Linked DNA regions of Homo sapiens: all the other regions are linked to region 1. A link is an interaction called in ENCODE POLR2A ChIA-PET data of the cell type or tissue named here. Cell type or tissue: Caco-2. All regions are shown on one strand.

Region 1 (4,000 bases):
GCTGTGGGGAGGAACAGTAATTCCTGGACATCTGCAGCTTGCCACACAGGTGAGCAAAGTGGGCTTCAGTGACCAGAGAACAGCCCTTAGCCAAAGTTGCAGGTGTCAGCAGTTGGAAGTTGGGCTGGTGTGCCCTGAGGGGTTATGTGGTTTAGCCTCTGGATTCTATCTTTGACCTCAAGGAGAAGAATCTGAATGAGAAGCTCCTCTGCTTCCTGCTCAAGGGTGACTATGACTCAGGCTCATAGTTACTTCTCCTGCACCCCCAACCCCCTCCTGCTTACCCCCCAGGACCAAACCAGTGATGGAACAGGGCAGTGAGGACCTGACCTGAGCTGAACCAGCAGCTGTTGCTCTGGTAGCAGCTACTGGGAGGCCATGGCTATGAAATCTGAGGACTTCCCTCCAGACAAGAAGGGACTGAGGGAAGTCCTGATCAAAGGACTGAGAAGGAAGGTAAAGATTAGGCATTTCCCATAGTAAGTTGTGAAGCAAAAGGAAATATTTCTAAAGTAGCAATAATAGACAGGGCGCAGTGGCTCAAGCCTGTAATCCCAGCACTTTGGAAGGCAAAGTGGGAGGATCAGTTGAACCCAGGAGTTTGAGACCAGCCTGGGCAACAAAGCGAGACCCCATCTCTACAAAAAATAAAAAAATTAGATGGCCGTGATGGTGCACACTTGTAGTCCCAGCTACTTGGAAGGCTGAGGCAAGAGGATCACTTGAGCCCAGGAGGTCAAGGTTGCACCTATGATTGCATCACTGCACTCTAGCCTGGGCAACAGAGCAAGACCCTGTCTCAAAAAAATAAAAATAAATACTATTGATAGCACAATAAGGTGACTATAGTCAATAATAACTTAATTGTATATTTTAAGACTATAATTGGATTGTTTGTAACTCAAAGGATAAATGCTTGAGGGAATGGATACCCCATTCCCCATGATGTGCTTATTTCACATCGCACGCCTGTATCAAAACATCTCATGTACCCCATAAATATATACAGCTACGATGTACCCACAAAAATTTTTTGAAGTCATAAAAAAATAAATAAAATTAAAATAAAGTAGCAATAACCAAAAACAAATTGTGGTCAACCATGTAAGAGGAAAGACTGAATTACCTTCTATTCTCTTTCTAGAAGATGGCGTTACAAAGTTGGTGTCATATGAAGAGATAACCAAAGAGTAGACAGACATAAAACATAGGAAAACATATTATAGAAGTGAGATGGGCAAGGTGGTTGGATTTCAAACCGTGCCAGATTACAGGCCACCCCGGGCACAGTGGTTCACGCCTGTAATCCCAGCACTTTGGGAGGCCAAGGCAAGTAGACCACTTGAGTCCAGGAGTTTGAGACCACCCTGGGCAACATGGTGAGACGCCCCCCCTCTACAAAAAATACAAAAAATTAGCCTGGTGTGGTGGTACGTGTCTGTGGTTCTAGCTACTCGGGAGGCTGAGGCAGGAGAATCGCTTGAGCCTGGGATAGGGAGGTTGCAGCGATCTGGATTCTGAGACTGCACCACTGCACTCCAGCCTGGGTGACAGAGTAAGACCTTGACTCAAAAAAAAAAAAAAAAAAAAGTGAGATGAACGTAGTGAAAAAGTGAAAATATAAACCCTCTTCTTTCTTTTTTGTATGACACAGTGGCTGGATGAGACAGTTCCAGTGGCAGCTTCAAGTTCTGTCCAGAGTCAGACCTCTGTCCCCACCAGTTCTCTTTGACATTCAGGCACTTTTTTCTAGTTCTTACTCATTGCACCAAGTCCCTTTCTCCCTTTGAGCCTGCTCTCTGAGCCTCCATTGTCTGCAATCTGAGCATCACTGGAGTGACTCACCTATCAGATATGTTTATATAGTTGGTATGTGTCTGAACTCTAGGGATTGTTAAGAAATAAAGGTGCTCCTTAGGAGCAATCTCAGGAGATTCTAAATTCCCAACGTGGATTAGCAAAAAAGGAGTGTTATCTAACCTCTCTGCCAATAGCATTGCATGCAGCTCATGTCTACTTACATACCATGGGTAGTAGTCACAATTGGTACTCTCTCCAGATACCTTTACCTGATGGTGAGTTTGGGGCTGCTATGACTGATGTGGCTAACGACTTTACCTATGAGCTTCTGTAGTCACTGAGCACTTGGCATGTGACTAAAGAACTGAGCTTTAAATTTTAACTCCTTTTAATTAATTTAAATTTAAATAGCTACATGTGGCTAATGGCTGCCATACTGAACAATACAGCTCCAGAACCGCCCATGGATCAGTCCAAAGCTAGACTTTGCATGCAACCACATCCTTGCTCATCTCTTTCCTTTTTCCTTCTCTATTTCACCTCCTGCTTTACTAATCTCCTGAGAGCATGACCTCAATAAATCATGTGCACTCAAATCCCTGTCTCAGACTCAACTTCTAGGGAACCCACCTGAGACACTGTGTTACAATTATTTAACAGTGAATTACAGAAAGCTTAAACCTTGAATCAAAAGTGCACATAAAAATTCAATGCCAGTCAGAATGTTTTTAGCAGAAGGTATAAAAGAGTCCCAAGCCCAACTGTCTTAAACAAAGAAATGTGTTATTCTGCACCTACGAGTCCAAGAATAGGACAGCTCCAGGGTTGGGTAATTCCATGGCTCAATGACACTTTCAAGAACCAAGTTCTTTCCATCTTGCTGCTCTGTCATTCTGCTGGGCAGGCTTCATTTGGGGGCTAGCTTTCCCCTTCTTGTTGCAAGGTGACTGCCCTAGTGCCAGCCTTCATATCTGGATACAACCATACTCAGAATAAGAAAAGACCATCTTTTCTTGTATGTCTTTTATTAGGAGCAAGAAAATCTTTCCCAGAAACCCCCTGCAGATTTATCCTCCATTTACTGGTCAGAGCTGCATCGCATGGCCTTGTCTAAACCAGTCCCTGCAAAGGGAAATGGGAAGACCATGATTGCCTTTGAACAATCAGGATCTACTCCCTGGGTCTGTGGCCAGCCTCTCCTGAAGCACATGGTTGAGCAGAGAAGGGTGGGTACCTAAACACAACATACCATCTGTTGTAGGGGTTGGGAAGCTGGATAAAATGAGTGTTTGGTAACCACAGTATCGGCTGGTCACAGTTTCTCATGCCTGTAATCCCAGCACTTTGGGAGGCTAAGGCGGGCGGATTGCTTGAACCCAGGAGTTCAAGACCATCCTGGGCAGTATGGTAAAACCTCACCTCTATTTTATAAAAAAAGAAAATTAAAAAAAAATTAAAAGATAACCACAGTATCAATTACACGTTTCTTTAGGCCAGCTTGTACAATGTGTTCTTTGAACCACCTACCCGAAGATCATTTAGGGGGCTTGTTAACATGCAGATTCTGAGGCCCAAAGCATTGTCTGATACATGTCAGGAGCTTAAAAGATACTTGTTGGTGAAATACTTTCTGGGAAGCCAAAAATAAAAATAAAAATAAAAATAAAAGAGATTTTTCGGAAGGAAGGAAGGGAAGGAAAGAGAGAGACCTTTTGAGTTAGAATCACCTGGCCAGGCACATTGGCTCATGCCTGTAATCCTAGCACTTGGGAGGCCAAGGTGAGCAGATCCCTTGAGGTCAGGGGTTCGAGACCAGCCTGGCCAATATGGCGAAACCCTATCTCTACTAAAAGTATAAAAAAATTAGCTGGGTGTGGGTGCACGCCTGTAATCCAGCTACTCAGGAGGCTGATGAAAGAGAATTGCTTGAACCCAGGAGGCAGAGGTTGCAGTGAGCCAAGATCACGCTCCTGCACTCTAGCCTGAGACTCTGTCTCAAAAAAAAAAAAAAAAAAAAAAAAGAATCACCTGCAGATGGTTTTTCTACTCAGTAATGCTGGAGAACCACTCACTTAAGCTGAAAACTAAAAATTCACCTTCAGTCCCTTCATTACCAGTCTCTTGGCAGAAGGGATGAAGAATGTGATCATGTTGCCACACGTATGCTGCTTTGCTCTAAAACTCTCAGTGATGTCAAGAT
Region 2 (4,000 bases), 230 kb after region 1:
CTGTTGTAGCAGTGAATATAGTTAAAATACGTACATTAAAAAAAAAATTATTAGGTCCTTACCAGTTACTGTCCTATAGCTCATTCCTACTAGTTTTCTTGACAGATTTGTATTCCCAGTGTCCCGTATTGCCACTCAAATTGCTCTACTATGCTAAGTCCTTGTTAATAGTCTTACCCTCCTTGAAACACTTGAACACTTGATGACTTTAGCTTTGAGGAGATACCATCTCCAGGTGTGCTTTCTTAGTCTTTGCAGGCACCTCTTCCCTTCAATATCTGTTCTTCGTATTTTTAAAAAAATTTGTTTTAGACTGCCTTGTTCTGTGTCAGCTCGCTAGCTGATCTCATTTCCTTCCATGGTTTCCTTACCATTTATATGCAAATGACTGTCAGATTCATATCTCCTTTCTAGATCTTCCCTAATTGATGTATCTAATTGCTAACAAATGCTCTTTGCTGTCTCAGGCACTACATGTCATTGATCTTGCCCCCAATCCTGCTCCTCCTCTCATGTTTCCTCTTTGACTAAATGGCATTACCACTACCAACCATTCATTTGTCCTTTTTACCAATTCTCCAATGCTGCCATTTTAATTCAGGCCATCAACCTACCTAAATTATAGCAACAGCCTCCTTATTAGTCTCCCTGTTTTTTATTTTTATTCCTTTCTACACTACAACCAAATTGCTCCAAAAGACTTACTGATCATGTCACTGCATTGCTTTCACCATTGCTCTTAGGGTACAATACAAATTTATCTTCATCTTTAAGGTCTCAGTATGCCACTTCATCTAGGAAACCTTCATTGATGCCCTCTAGATTAGGTGCCCTTACTATCCATTCCCTATACACCCTGTTCTTTCCCAGACATACACTTGGCACACTTTATTGTTACTGCTTATTGATCACTGCTAGACTGTAAGCTTTGTAAGGGCAGGGACCATATAAGCCTTGTTCACTGTTATATCTCTAGTGCTTAGCACAATGCCTGGCATTTCAATAAATGTTTGGACAAACGAATATTTGTGTAGTGTTTTACAATTTTTGAAGCTCTTTCACAGTCTTATTTGACCTTCACAGTCATTCTGCCTTAGACTGTCCATTGGGTAACTTTTATCCACATATTACTAATTGAAAAATGAAGACAAGTTCTTTGTAACTAGGGACCTCGTTGTATTCTCAGAATTTAGTGTAGTGCTTAGCATGTGACTTAAATATGTATTATGTGACTGTTAAACAAATTGTGGTTTTCTCTGTTGTATGAAAGGAGAGAAGGATAACAAATTGCGGTTTTCCCTGGTAAACACAGTAAGTAGTAAACTCAGGATTCAAAACCAAATATACACACCAAATCCACTATGTAATATTAAGTTTGCATATCCATGTATAGAATCTTATTTTTTTTTACCCTTTGTAAACAGTGTCATATATATATATATATTTTTTTTTTTTTTTTAAATTTCCAAAGGAACCTACATATAGAGGGAAAAGATTAGACAACTACTTAGTGAACTAAAACAATATGTTTTTACTAAATGTTACATTTAGTATTGGAAAAAGATAATGCCGCCTAAGAGTTAATAATCATTTTTCCTTTTGTAGGCATCAACACTAGGAGAAAATGGCATGCTATTTACTTGCTACTTTCCTTTACAGATGATTTTTGGCTCTTCTGGGATTTAAAAGTAAGTAAATTTAACAAAGTAGAAGACTGACTCAGCCCTTCTGGTCACTATATATTCAGTTCACTTGTTTTTACACCTGCAGAATGTCCTTATCACCCAAAGGGAGATGACCCAAAAGTGACATCTAGTTAATGTATACTTCTAAAGTTTGCTGTATTCCTTTGCCTTCTTGTTCCCATGCCTCTCTGAACTTAATTTCTGGGTAACTGAGGCTTTTCAGGCTTAGGTGGGAAAGCCACACCCTTAGTCTGTTTCCTTAAGCCATTTTGACCAATTTATGGGATTAACTAGTATAATCTTAGTTGGAGTTTTAGTCTGAGGCATATTAAGTCATTCAGAGATCTTAACAGTAGGTGTCATAGTCATCCAGTGATTTGGTGCTTGCTGCAAAACTGGCTTTTTTTTTTTTTTTTTTTTTTGAGGCGGGGTCTCACTTTGTCACCCAGGCTGGAGTGCAGAGGTACAATCTCAGCTCAATGCAATCTCTGCCTTCCTGGCTCAAGCAATTCTCCCACTGCAGCCTCCTAAGTAGCTGGGAATACAGGTATACACGAGTACACCCAGCTAATTTTTGTATTTTTATGTGGAGACAGGGTCTTGCTGTATTCCCCAGGCTAGTCTCGAATTCCTGGACTCAAGCAGTCCGCCCGCCTCGGGCTCCCAAAATGTTGGTGTTATACGTGTGAGCCTCTGCACCCGGCGGCAAAACTGGCTTTTAATCAACCTTTTGGCTAAAGGATTTCTCTTTTTATTTATTTGTAAAAGGATTTCCCATTTTTATCTTTCTTTTTGATATTAAAATGTTGCCTCATCCTACCCAGTAAGTACTTGAATTTGAATTCTCTTCCTTTTCATTTTTGCCTGCAAACTGACCAGTCTTTTCTGAGTTCATCTCTTCTGTACGTTTTGTCAAGTGCAGTGAACAGCAACTACAAAATATTTTGTTTTTCTGTCTTTTTCTTTAGTAAAGGGTAGATGATCTGCCTTTCAGGTTATCTCAAGGGGCAGTTTCACCTTTCCATAATATAAATTACCCTTGTGTAAGTTATTTCTTCCATCTTCTGATAGCAATTTCCTGAATGCCTGCCAGCTAACCATTAAGCCAGTGTTCAGTATTTTAGCATTTTAAAAAACAAGGGACCAATTTCTGTGTCAGCATGGGCTAGCTTGCCATTGAATAACAAAGGCAAAATCTCACTGTCTCACACAACTTTTCTATTGCAACTTGCCTAGGGACTTTGGTTTAGATCATAGGTTGGCCATGATCAAACTATGGTCCATGGGCAAAATCTGTCTAGCTCCTTATTTATCTAAATAAAGTTTTACTGGAATATAGCCTTGTCCATTTATTTATTATCTGTGGCTACTTTGGTTCTACAATGGCACAGCTGAGTAGTTGCTACAGAGTGTGTACATCTCACAAAACCTAAAATACTTATTCTGTGGCCCTTTACAGAGAAAGTTCACCAATTTGTGCTCTAAGTTGCCTTCATTCTGGGTCTCAGGCTGACAAAGCAGATACCATCAGGAGTGTGGGTGCTAACTTTGGGAAATGAAAAAAGAGTATGGCAAATCACTTAAGGACTCTTAAAGGACTTTCATTGGCCAAAGCAAATCACATAGCCACATTAAAGTTCTAGGAGGAGTGTGATCCTTGCATATACCTGGGAGAAAAACCAGAAATATTTGGAAGACAACACCACTGATTAACATCTTCATTTATATGCTTTCTTCCAATATATTTTCAACTTGTTACTGAGGTAAAATTTAAAAGTGTACCGATATTAAGTGTACACCTCAGTGGGTTTTTATATATGCCCTTGAATGCACCACCCAGGTCAAAATATAGAATATTTCTAGCACTTCAGTAGGTGTCCTTATGTTCCCCAGGCCCCCACCAACCCCTTTTATCACCACGGATTAGTTTTGCCTGTTTTAAAACTTTATGTAAGTGAAATAATTATATGCACTCTTCCGTGTCTTGTTCAACATTGTATCTGTGAGAGTAATCCATGTTATATGTAGTAGCAGTTCATGTTTTACTTCTGTGTAGTATTCCATTGTGTGACTACATCACAACTTACCCATTCTACCGTTGATAGAAATTTAGGTTGTTTCCAGCTTGTGGTCATTATGAATAAAGTTACTATGAAAATGATCACATCTGTCTTTCAGTGAGCATGTGCACCCATTCTTGGCATACTCTTTGGTATGTACCCTGCTTCTATATTTTCCTCATATAGTTTATTCTCTACATAGCATTCAGAGTGATCCTTATTTTAAAATATAAATTAGGCCAGGCGCGGTGGCTC
Region 3 (4,000 bases), 100 kb after region 1:
TAATTTTGGAGTTATGCATTTCTCAGCCAGTTATTTTTAAAAACTTAAGGCCGTGTACTAAGAGGTCTAATACTTTTTGAACGTAGTATTTGATGTTTGAACATTAGCAGTACCTGAATGTGAGGTGGATATATTTATGGTCTTATGCTGCATTCTTAGGACTTTAGGTTTCTCCTTTTGTCCAATTAACTTTCATATACTATCTTTTTGAAAGGTGGCTTACCAGAAGCTATATGGGCTGGAAATGTTGGTGTCAGTGCTATAGACATTATGTATAAAAATAAAAACAGCAAAGGTAGTTCAAGACTGTGAATGGTAGGATTGGGGGAGGGAAGATTAAATCAAAGTTAGGAATTTAGAATTGAAACAATCTGTGTCTATTAGTTTTGTATAATGATTGGATTATTAATAGTGCAGAACATTAGTAGCTGCTTGGTCATTGCTTTATACATTGAAATACAAGAAGACAGTAAGGTAAAGATCCAAAATTAGAAAATGAAGTGATCTTGGCCAGGCACGGTGGCTCACGCCTTTCATCCCAGCACTTTGGGAGGCTGATGCAGCAGAATCACCCAGGAGTTTGAGATCAGCCTGGGCAAAGTAGTGAGACCTTGTATCTACTAAAAATAAATAAATACAAATAAAATAAATTAGCTGGGTGTGGTGCTGCATGCCTGTGGTCTCAGCCAGTTGGGAGGCTGAGGTGGGAGCTGTCCGGGAAGTCGAGGCTGCAGTGAGCGTTGATTGTGCCACAGCATAAAAACGAAGAAAAAGTGATCTTGATTGAATCAGAGCAGTAGGGATACATTGCCTTTTCTCATTGGTGGAGATTTTTACTGTTGCATGTATTTAGTTACTATTTATATACCAGTAGCCTTGGTATAATTTTAATGAATTTAATTTTTAAAATATACTTACAATTTTGTGTTTTATTATTTACTATTACACTGTTTAATTCTATTGAAGAACCCATCAAAGGATATAACTGGGACACTTTGGAGTAGAGCCAGTACACCCAAAAGGAAAGACACTATGGTGTGTAGCCCAGGAAAATGTGTGGTATTAGTGTTATGCATTCACTTTTGACTTTCAGTGTCCTTGATATTTGAGTAATAGGTACATTCTAATAGAGATTGACACTTGCTGAACTTTGTTCACTGTATGTACTTTCTTTCTAGTTTGTTTCCTAATGAAAACTTTCAGGCAAGTTTGACAGTTAAAATTTCTTTAAAAGATTACAATAGCAAATTTTGGATTTTTTTTTAACTTTTAAAGTTAAAAAAAATTTTCTTTTTTCTCTATGGTTATAGCATCAAAAATTTGGAAATGAGCCCTTACTATTTTCACTTTTACCTCCTTTGATGAATCTTTCTTTTCTTTACAACAATATAAAGGCCAACTTTTACTTATTGGGGTGACTTTTTTTGTTTGCCCATTGTTCTAGTAGAAATTGGTATGCCCAAATTATGGATTTTCCTACCAGATAGATTCAACATTTTTTTTTAAACCAGCTGAATTCTACATTATATTTTGGAAAAGGAAAATTGAAACAGGTTATTTCCAGTTTGGCTTGTTAAATCCTATGCCTGTGTAAAATGCCACTGGTGCTATAGAGAGGATGATAAGAGGAAAGACAGCTACTCTTTTCCATGAACTTACCTTATTTGGAGGATGGAATAGCTTATCTGCTAGAATGTGTGACTTGAGTAATATGTTTTGGTCATGGAGGTTTTTTTTTTTTTTTTAAACAAAAGGGTTAGATTTTTTTTAATTTAGAAATTTCTATAGAGAAGCAACTTTATTTTTGGGGAAGTGTCTCTCCATGGTAAGTGACATTTTACTACTACACAGTTTAAATGCATACTATTACGCATTTTAGAAAATTTTGTAACAAGATTTTGTTACACATGCAATAATAATATTTTTTATTGTGTTTTCTGTTAGTTTCAGGATAATATAAGAAAAGCATGCGGTACAGATATTTTGCTCCAATAAAATTGGTATTTATTACAATAACATTTTCAATGAATTTATACCAGTGGTAAAATGGTACCACTTAGTCTGATACTTATGGAATTTATTTTTTGAGGTTTCTGCAATGTTTTTTGTAAATGACCATTTCATTAGGCATGAATGGAAGGGCTTTATTCTGACTGAACTATTATTTTAATGTCTTATTAGAACTAGATTATATACTTTGATTTTCTAATATATTTTAAGCTTTTTAAAAATTGTGATCTCTACAACAAGAAATACATTTTACACCATAAGTCAGTATACACATGAAGATTCATGCATGTGGATTTGTATATATGTAAAAGTATAGAAAATACATTATTGAAACAAAAGTTTCACAAAATAATATTTGCACTTACTTTGCACAACACCCTCTAATATTTTCTCTTCTAGTTTAGTTTTTAAAATGCTGGTTGAGGGCAGGGTACGGTGGCCTCTGCCTGTAATCCCAGCCCTTTGGAAGGCTGAGGTAGGAGAATTGCTTGAGCCCAGGAGTTCAAGACCAACCTGGGCAACATAGCAAGACCCCATCTCCTAAAATTAAAAAAAAAAAAATTAGGTAAGTATGGTGGCATGTTCCTGTAGTTCTGTAGTTCCAGGTACTTGGGAGCCTGAAGTGGGAGGATCACTTGAACCCAGGAGTTCGATGTTGCGGTGAACTATGATCAAGCTATTGTACTCCAACCTGGGCAAAAGAGTGAAACCCTGTCTCAAAAAAAGCTGGTTGACCCTACTAAGTTGATTTTATGAACTACTGATGAATTGCAACCTATCCTTATGAAAACGTTACTTTAGATTGGGTTTTTGAATAGTATTGCTTAAAATTTTAAATGAATATAAGAGTTGGAAAAGAAAGATATTTTTATCAAACAATTAGTATTTAAACTACCTGAGGAACTTGTTCATTGCTTTTATTTGTTTTGTATATGACTTTCTGGGTAGACAGCTTAAAAATATAAACTAGAATGCTTAAGAAACGATGTGTGAAAACCATAAATCTATGTAGTTACTATTTAGTTTTTCTTCCCTGGATTTGAAATGTGGTATTACATATCTTACTTTTAAAAAGGATCCTACATGAAATGTGGGTGTTCTGGTCTTACGAGTTTTGTATATTTTTCTTTGATTTATATTCAGTGTCACACCTGTATGTATACTGTGCAGTTCACACATTGACCAGATTTCTCAAAATGAGAAATCGGCATTTTCTTGAGGAAGGACATTCTTAGGTGTTTGTTCACAAGCAGATCCAAGGGAATGTTCCCCATCTTGGTGCTGCAATTGTTCTTTTGTAAGCTTGACCATGCTTGTTATGTCAGCTTGCCTCATTGCCTGTTCATCCTTTGCTTTTGCCATTTTTCAAACAATAGGAAATGATGTTAAAAGTGATAATAATTTTCTTAAAAAGCATTTTTGACTTTAGAATGCTTAATTCTTGTATTTAAAGGCTCCCTTAGGATGTTTTGTGCTATAGTGTACTGAGATTGAATCATATCACTATTACTGATTATGAATTTTGTTGTTTAAAAGAAAAATAAACATACAGTTTTGAATATACATACAGTTTAGCAATACTTTATACTAGGAAAAAGTAGGAGGAAGAATATTTTTTAATTCAACTGGATTAGCTTTCATGTTTAATAATTTTTTATTTTAAAATAGTGCTGGATTTTTAAAATAACCTCAAATATTACTTCTTCTCTTCTTTATATTTCTGAATTTGGAAACAAACCAACTTTCATGTTTTGCTGAAACCCAGTATGATATGTTCAAGGATAGATCATCAAGACTTTCATCATTAGTATGTAGCACATGACTTTGTGTTATATGTGGAATTTTACTTTATAAACATCTGTTGATGCTAATTATAGAATATGACTAACTTTCATGGCTTTGTTATGAACTTTTGGGGAAAATGTGTGACTAACAAAGCAAAAAGCTAATGTTTTGTGGTTGTGGCATGAATAGTAATTTTTTTCTTTAG

The links. Peaks named below come from ENCODE experiments on the same cell type or tissue, not always from the same donor. Only the 100,000 strongest peaks of a DNase experiment are listed, where the experiment ranks them.
Region 2: POLR2A ChIA-PET joins it to region 1 with 10 read pairs; 15 of 35 experiments call an interaction of 5 or more read pairs at or near these places.
Region 3: POLR2A ChIA-PET joins it to region 1 with 5 read pairs; 5 of 35 experiments call an interaction of 5 or more read pairs at or near these places.

What each region holds. Positions count from the first base shown.
Region 1 is chr3:37,219,488-37,223,487 of GRCh38, reverse strand. No RefSeq gene overlaps it. Among named protein-coding and RNA genes, the nearest start is that of GOLGA4, 22 kb to the left of the region's middle. In Caco-2, no CTCF peak of the experiment used is centred here; DNase peaks (open chromatin) are centred at 167 and 1,807.
Region 2 is chr3:36,984,889-36,988,888 of GRCh38, reverse strand. It overlaps EPM2AIP1 (EPM2A interacting protein 1), which reads left to right. Exons shown (of 1, transcript NM_014805.4): 1 at 1-3,846. Among named protein-coding and RNA genes, the nearest start is that of EPM2AIP1, 6.2 kb to the left of the region's middle. In Caco-2, no CTCF peak of the experiment used is centred here; no DNase peak of the experiment used is centred here.
Region 3 is chr3:37,114,871-37,118,870 of GRCh38, reverse strand. LRRFIP2 (LRR binding FLII interacting protein 2) reads left to right here. Exons shown (of 28, transcript NM_006309.4): 7 at 3,776-3,817. Among named protein-coding and RNA genes, the nearest start is that of LRRFIP2, 58 kb to the left of the region's middle. In Caco-2, no CTCF peak of the experiment used is centred here; no DNase peak of the experiment used is centred here.